2 separate regions of the Homo sapiens genome follow, and region 2 is linked to region 1. Evidence: chromatin loops called from intact Hi-C (ENCODE). Cell type or tissue: OCI-LY7. All regions are shown on one strand. Each heading gives the region's core, and the rest is flanking DNA. Links, peaks and the distances in the headings are about the cores only.

Region 1 (2,923 bases), core at 154-2,653:
AAATGCCCATTGCAATGTTACTGCACACAGATGGGGTGCATGAACGTCCCGGAGGTGATGCCACTGTTACAATATCTTATCGATATACTTCCAAAGAGCAGTTGAAGAAACATACAATTCTTGCAGATATTGTAATATCTGCTGCAGGTATTCCAAATCTGATCACAGCAGATATGATCAAGGAAGAAGCAGCAGTCACTGATATGGGAATAAATAGAGTTCATGATCCTGTAACTGCCAAACTGAAGTTGGTTGGAGATGTGGATTTTGAAGGAGTCAGACAAAAAGCCGGTTATATCACTCCAGTTCCTGGAGGTGTTGGCCCCATGACAGTGGCAATGCTAATGAAGAATACCATTATGGCCGGGCGCGGTGGCTCACACCTGTAATCCCAGCACTTTGGGAGGCCGAGGCGGGCGAATCACGAGATCAGGAAACGGAGACCATCCTGGCTAACATGGTGAAACCCCCGTCTCTACTAAAAATACAAAAAAAAAAATTAGCCGGGCGTGGTGGCAGGTGCCTGTAGTCCCAGCTACTTGGGAGGCTGAGGCAGGAGAATGACATGAACCCAGGAGGCAGAGCCAAGGGCTCTGTTTTTTCCAGAAATTTTTTAAGAGTTTGAGTTAATATTGAATTTAAGCAGACTTTCTGATTAAAGGTCTTTTTTTCTTTTTTAATAAAACACATCTGTCTGGTGTGATATGAATTTCTGAAATTCTGTCTTCCTATGACTCCTAGTTGTGACCTAACCTGAGTTTTTTTCTTATTTAATCAATGTAGATATTCCTATATTCAGTAACACTTACTTCTATAGCCTTAAATAGATAATTTTTTTCTTCTTCTTCTTCTTCTTCTTCTTCTTTTTTTTTTTTTTGTAGAGATGGGGGTCTTGCTATGTTGCCTGGGCTGGTATTGAACTCCTGGCCTCTAGCAATCAATCCTCTTGCCTCAGCCTCCCAGAGGGCTGGGATTACAGGCATGGGCCACCCACGCCCAAACAGAGGTTTAAAGAGCATTGGAGAAACCAGCCTCATCCTCTAGTCGTTTTTTTTTTTTTTTTTTTTTGAGATTGAGTCTCGCTCTGTTGCCCAGGCTGGAGTGCAGTGGCGTGATCTCGGGTCACTGCAACCTCTGCCTCTCGGGTTCGAACAATTCTTGTGCCTCAGCCTCCTGAGCAGCTGGGATTACAGGTGCATGCCACCATGCCTGGCTGATTTTTGTGTTTTTAGTAGAGATAGGGTTTCATCAAGTTGGCCGGACTGGTCTCAAACTCCTAACCTCAAGTGATCCACCTACCTCGGCCTCCCAAAATGCTAGGATTACAGGCATGAGCCACCGCACCTGGCCAGTCCTACAGTCTTATATCCCAACAGGTTGTGCCAAGCTAGGAGCTTAATCTGTAAAATACTTGAGGCAGGGATAGGTTCCTTGTCTATTTTGGCTTTGGGCTAAGCAGAAGTAGCTCCTGCTCTAGGCAGCTTGAGGCAGAAAGAGAAAGAACAGTTGAATTGACCTACCTCCCTCCTTGTTCTTCTGCCAGCTGGTGTTATTCTTTTGATAGTTCTCTGGAGTTGAAAGAAATTTAGAGAGTTTGCTGGAGATGTTTTTGTGAGTGAGGTATAGCTCATGTCTATAAGTCATGCCTGCTTACTTACCTAGATTATTAAACATGGAGCAAGATGACCAAGGTGACCAAAATTTTATTGAATTACAGTTGTAAGTGGAAAAAATGACTGACTTCCTGCATGGAGAAGTATTATGTCAACCTGTTAAAAGCTATGGAAATTAAAATGTTTGTGTATATACAAAATATACATGACATGTAAGGTAAAATTACAGTGATCAATTTACAACAAAGAAATTAACAGAGTAGTTTTCCAGCTTGTTTGATTAATCAAGCAGGTTTACTCTTGAATCCATAGCATTTCTACAATTTAATTTGGACAAAGTTCTATCCCTAATCAGCCAGGTTTTAAAACTGAAATGTTAAGGGTGGATTTTTAGCTCCCCCAGGAATGGTGTGGATGATGATAAATACTTTTTTAAAAAATTAAGTATTATTGTTTATAAGACATGGGTTCCAGCTGTCTCCCTGGCTGGAGTGCAGTGGTCTGATCATAGCTCACTGCAGCCTTGAACTCCTGGGCTTAAACTATCCTCCTGCCTCAGCCTCCGAAATGGCTTGGACTACAGGTGTGTGCCAGCATGCCTGGCTAAGTTTTAAACATTTGTTTAGAGATGGGCTCACTATGTTGCCCAGGCTGGTCTTGACCTCCTGAGCTCTATAATTCCCCCCACTTCAGCCTCCCAAGTAGCGGGATTACAGGTGTGAGCCACTGTGCCTGGCAAGAATTTATACTTAGGCATAGGAGATGTTTCTGGATTAGTTAAGAAATTCTGCTATCAGTAGGAGTAGAGGTTTAGAGTTTTACCTCTTGGAAGTATACCTTGGAAGGGAGTTCTGAGATTAAATGTAATCAAACACTTACTGAGAGCTTTCTATGGACCAGGCACTACACTAGACTCTGGGGATTACAGAGGCAATTACCTGTCCTGGTACTCAAGGTGTTAATGATCTAGTGTCATTTTTCTTTAAAAAAGAAAGCACCTGCATTTTTCATCTTGAGCAAATATAGTAACTCTAACCAAAGTGATTTACTCAAGGTTCAAGTCATAGTTGTTTTGGAGAAAGTAAGTGTCAGATGCACTGTGGCTGTCAGGCACATAGTAGGCATTAAATAAACATGGTTGGTGTTCACTGAATGTGGATTGAAGGTAAAATGACTGATCTTAAGTTTTGTGAGGAATAGGTTTGCTTCATGAAACTGGTTTTTATCTTCCCAAATAGTTTTCAATCATTCATTTAAAGTGGTAGGTTGATTAATACTGCAAAGTTATGATGTAAAATGTGATATTACCT
Region 2 (2,923 bases), core at 249-2,748, 93 kb after region 1:
CTAGGGATACAGGTAAAAGGGAAGACTTAGTTCTCTGTATCTTTTTATACCTTTAGATTTACATACATGTCTGTGTATATACATATATAATATATACAGATTATATTATTATATATTATATATAATTGAAATGATTGTTTTTCAAGTTTACTAGAAGCATGGAAGTGGAAAGAGAAAGCTATCTTGAAGTAGAAACAGCATACTCAGTAGGTTCAGACAACTCTAGTTTCAAATCCTGACTCTCAATAGCTTTGTGATGTTGGGCAAGCTGGTAAATCTCTGGGCCTCTTCTGCCAAAACCCTCAGAAGGATAAGTCGATTAATGGAAAATATTGTATATAAAGCGTCTTTCCTATGATAGCACATAAAGTTCAGTAATTTGTGGTCATTATTATCGTGTGGCCGATGAAATCCTTTCTATTCCAAAGCAGTTTCAAGTGTTCCAAAGAAGCCATCCTTAGCAAGAACCTTGGACTCAGGAGAGTATTGCTCCTCGAGCTGTGTAACAGCCTTACAACATGGTGTTGCTACTGACCTAGATCAATGAGAAGCCCTGATTTGCCCAAAAGTGGCCCCAAGTGACACAGTGTCACTTTACAGCACCAGTTGATTAAATGTTGGCATTGCTAACTCACATGGTGATTTTCCCCAAAAGCTATATTGAATGAACAAAGAAGAGGTTTTTTTTTTTTTTTAAAGATAATGAAATAACAATATAGACTCGTACAACTCACCGAGAATTTAGCATCTCATCTTTTTTTCTTTACTTTCTTGTCTGTTCAGGACCATTGTTAATACCATAGCAAACCTATTAGTGTGTTATAAAGTTACCAGCTGTGACCAAACATACTTTTATTTGCTTCTTTATAGATCTAGGTTACATTATTGAAATGGATAGATCTCTTACTATTCTGATGGCAAACATGTATGAATCTTACCAATCATATTTCTATTGTTGAAAAACCCTATATATGATACCAGGTATTTATCTTTTATCTCAGTAGTGCTTGGATGAGTGTTATACATTTGGAACTTCAGTACGCAAAGGATGGTGCTTACAATGACTCCTCATACACACAAAAATGTCTATTTTGAAAATTGCTTTTTACTACTGCCAACTTTATATATTTTGCAGCATGAAACAAAATAATTCTAAATGTACATAAATTTTTGTGTCATTTCTTCCTGACGGATGATAATTTTCTGAATTTGTTTCCTAGCTTGCATAAACAGCAGTTGCATTTTTTTTTCAATGCTGAACTTAATAAAAGCTGAGACAGAGGATAAGATATGTAACATTTTGTAATGACTGCTGAAATTCCATAACCTGAGTGCTGACAGGGCTGGTGAAGAAAGTAGAGAGGATCCAGCATCACAAGTCCTGGTGGATCATTACAAGAATGGACGACCAGCGACCCAATGTGGCAAAGCCAATTGTTGCACCTGGGGCCACAGAAGAAATTCTTGATGCTTGGATATTACAAATGATTTTTGAAAGCCTCTTTATTTTTGTAAACTGGATTCGGAATCAACCACTGAGCACCTACTCTGGGCTAGATAAATTTATATACCTGTTACTTCAACATCTTTTGTTTTTAGGTTGACATACCTGATATATTGGTTCAGGGGGAAAATTGCAAGCATTGATAGTTTTGATATGCTGTGCCTTTGAGAACTGAAATAACAGACAATAACCTTGAGTTGTTGCAGTTTAATCTGACTAGTTATTGACAACATTAATATAGGCTGAGCCAAGACTTTAGAGAAAACATGTTAGACAACAGGGGAGAAATATCACTACTCAAAAAACCCCAACCCTCATATATTTTATATTTCATAAAGCAGATTTTGCTGGGTTAGTACTTTTGTTTTAATGTACTTTCAACTAGTTTTCCTAAGAATTGAAGATTGGGAGGCCGAGGCAGGTGGATCTCTTGAGGCCAGGAGTTCAAGACCAGCCTGGCCAACATGGTGAAACTCCTTCTCTACTAAAAATACAAAAATTAGCTGGGCATGGTGGCACATGCCTGTAGTCCCAACTACTGGGGAGGCTGAGGCAGGAGAATCACTTCAACCTGGGAGATGGAGGTTGCAGTGAGCCAAGACCATGCCACTGCACTCCAGCCTGGGCTATAGAGCGAGACTCTGTTTTACAAAAAAAAAAAAAAAAAAAAAAAAAAAAAGAATAGAAAACAGCCATACTGTTAAGTCAAAGGAAATAACGTCATTAATATGGAGGATGCCCATCCACCGACATAGTTCTTTTAGAAGGCTGAATAGGTTTTCTTTCTGAACAATCTCATGCTCCAGCAATTCAATATTTCAGGGCCAATAGTCTTAGTGTCCTATTACATTTTTTATTGATTAAAATTTATCAAAGGATTCACAAGTGTGCACTTTTATCTGTGTCAACATGTGATTTGTCCTGAAACATCAGATGTAATGTGAAGTTTATTTCCTTTGAAATTCATTTCAATGGCTTATTATTAAATGAAGCCGTGGTTCCAATGGGACATCAAGAGATTCCAAGCCAACCTGATATTACAAATGAATGAACAAACAAATGATCTGTTTTCTAGTATTTTTCCAAATTATCAAATGGAGCAAAACCTGACTTTAAGCAAAATCATCTGAGTGTCACTTCCATCTTCTTTGTGCTGTCAGATTTACAATTCTCCTGCACAGTTTGGTTACTCTGCACACGGTGCAGGACAGTTTTAAATCTGGGGAGGAGACAGTCCCATCTCAGGCTTTCCAGAGGCTAGAGGGCGTGGTCCTCATCATCAACCCTCTTGAACTGTTTTGTTTTAAGATAAATGCTGAACAAGTGGAACAAATATTTTACTCTCTTTTAGACTAGATAGGTATTTTACTTCTAGGATATATTATCTTCAAACATGAGAGATGTTGGAGATAGTATTGA

What was found. Hi-C counts contacts between places; a loop is a spot of excess contacts. Peaks named below come from ENCODE experiments on the same cell type or tissue, not always from the same donor. Only the 100,000 strongest peaks of a DNase experiment are listed, where the experiment ranks them.
Region 2: a loop joins it to region 1, with 2.4 times the contacts of the local background. A loop is called at or near these places in 29 of 110 quality-filtered maps.

The regions. Positions count from the first base shown.
Region 1 is chr3:179,464,961-179,467,883 of GRCh38, forward strand. It overlaps a transcript of GNB4 not described here and the pseudogene MTHFD2P7. Among named protein-coding and RNA genes, the nearest start is that of GNB4, 15 kb to the left of the region's middle. In OCI-LY7, for the core only: no CTCF peak of the experiment used is centred there; a DNase peak (open chromatin) is centred at 1,501; H3K27ac peaks cover 1,613 bases.
Region 2 is chr3:179,557,548-179,560,470 of GRCh38, forward strand. No RefSeq gene overlaps it. Among named protein-coding and RNA genes, the nearest start is that of ACTL6A, 3.9 kb to the right of the region's middle. RefSeq lists a silencer at 1,254-1,548. In OCI-LY7, for the core only: CTCF peaks have their summits at 1,420 and 1,625; a DNase peak (open chromatin) is centred at 1,414.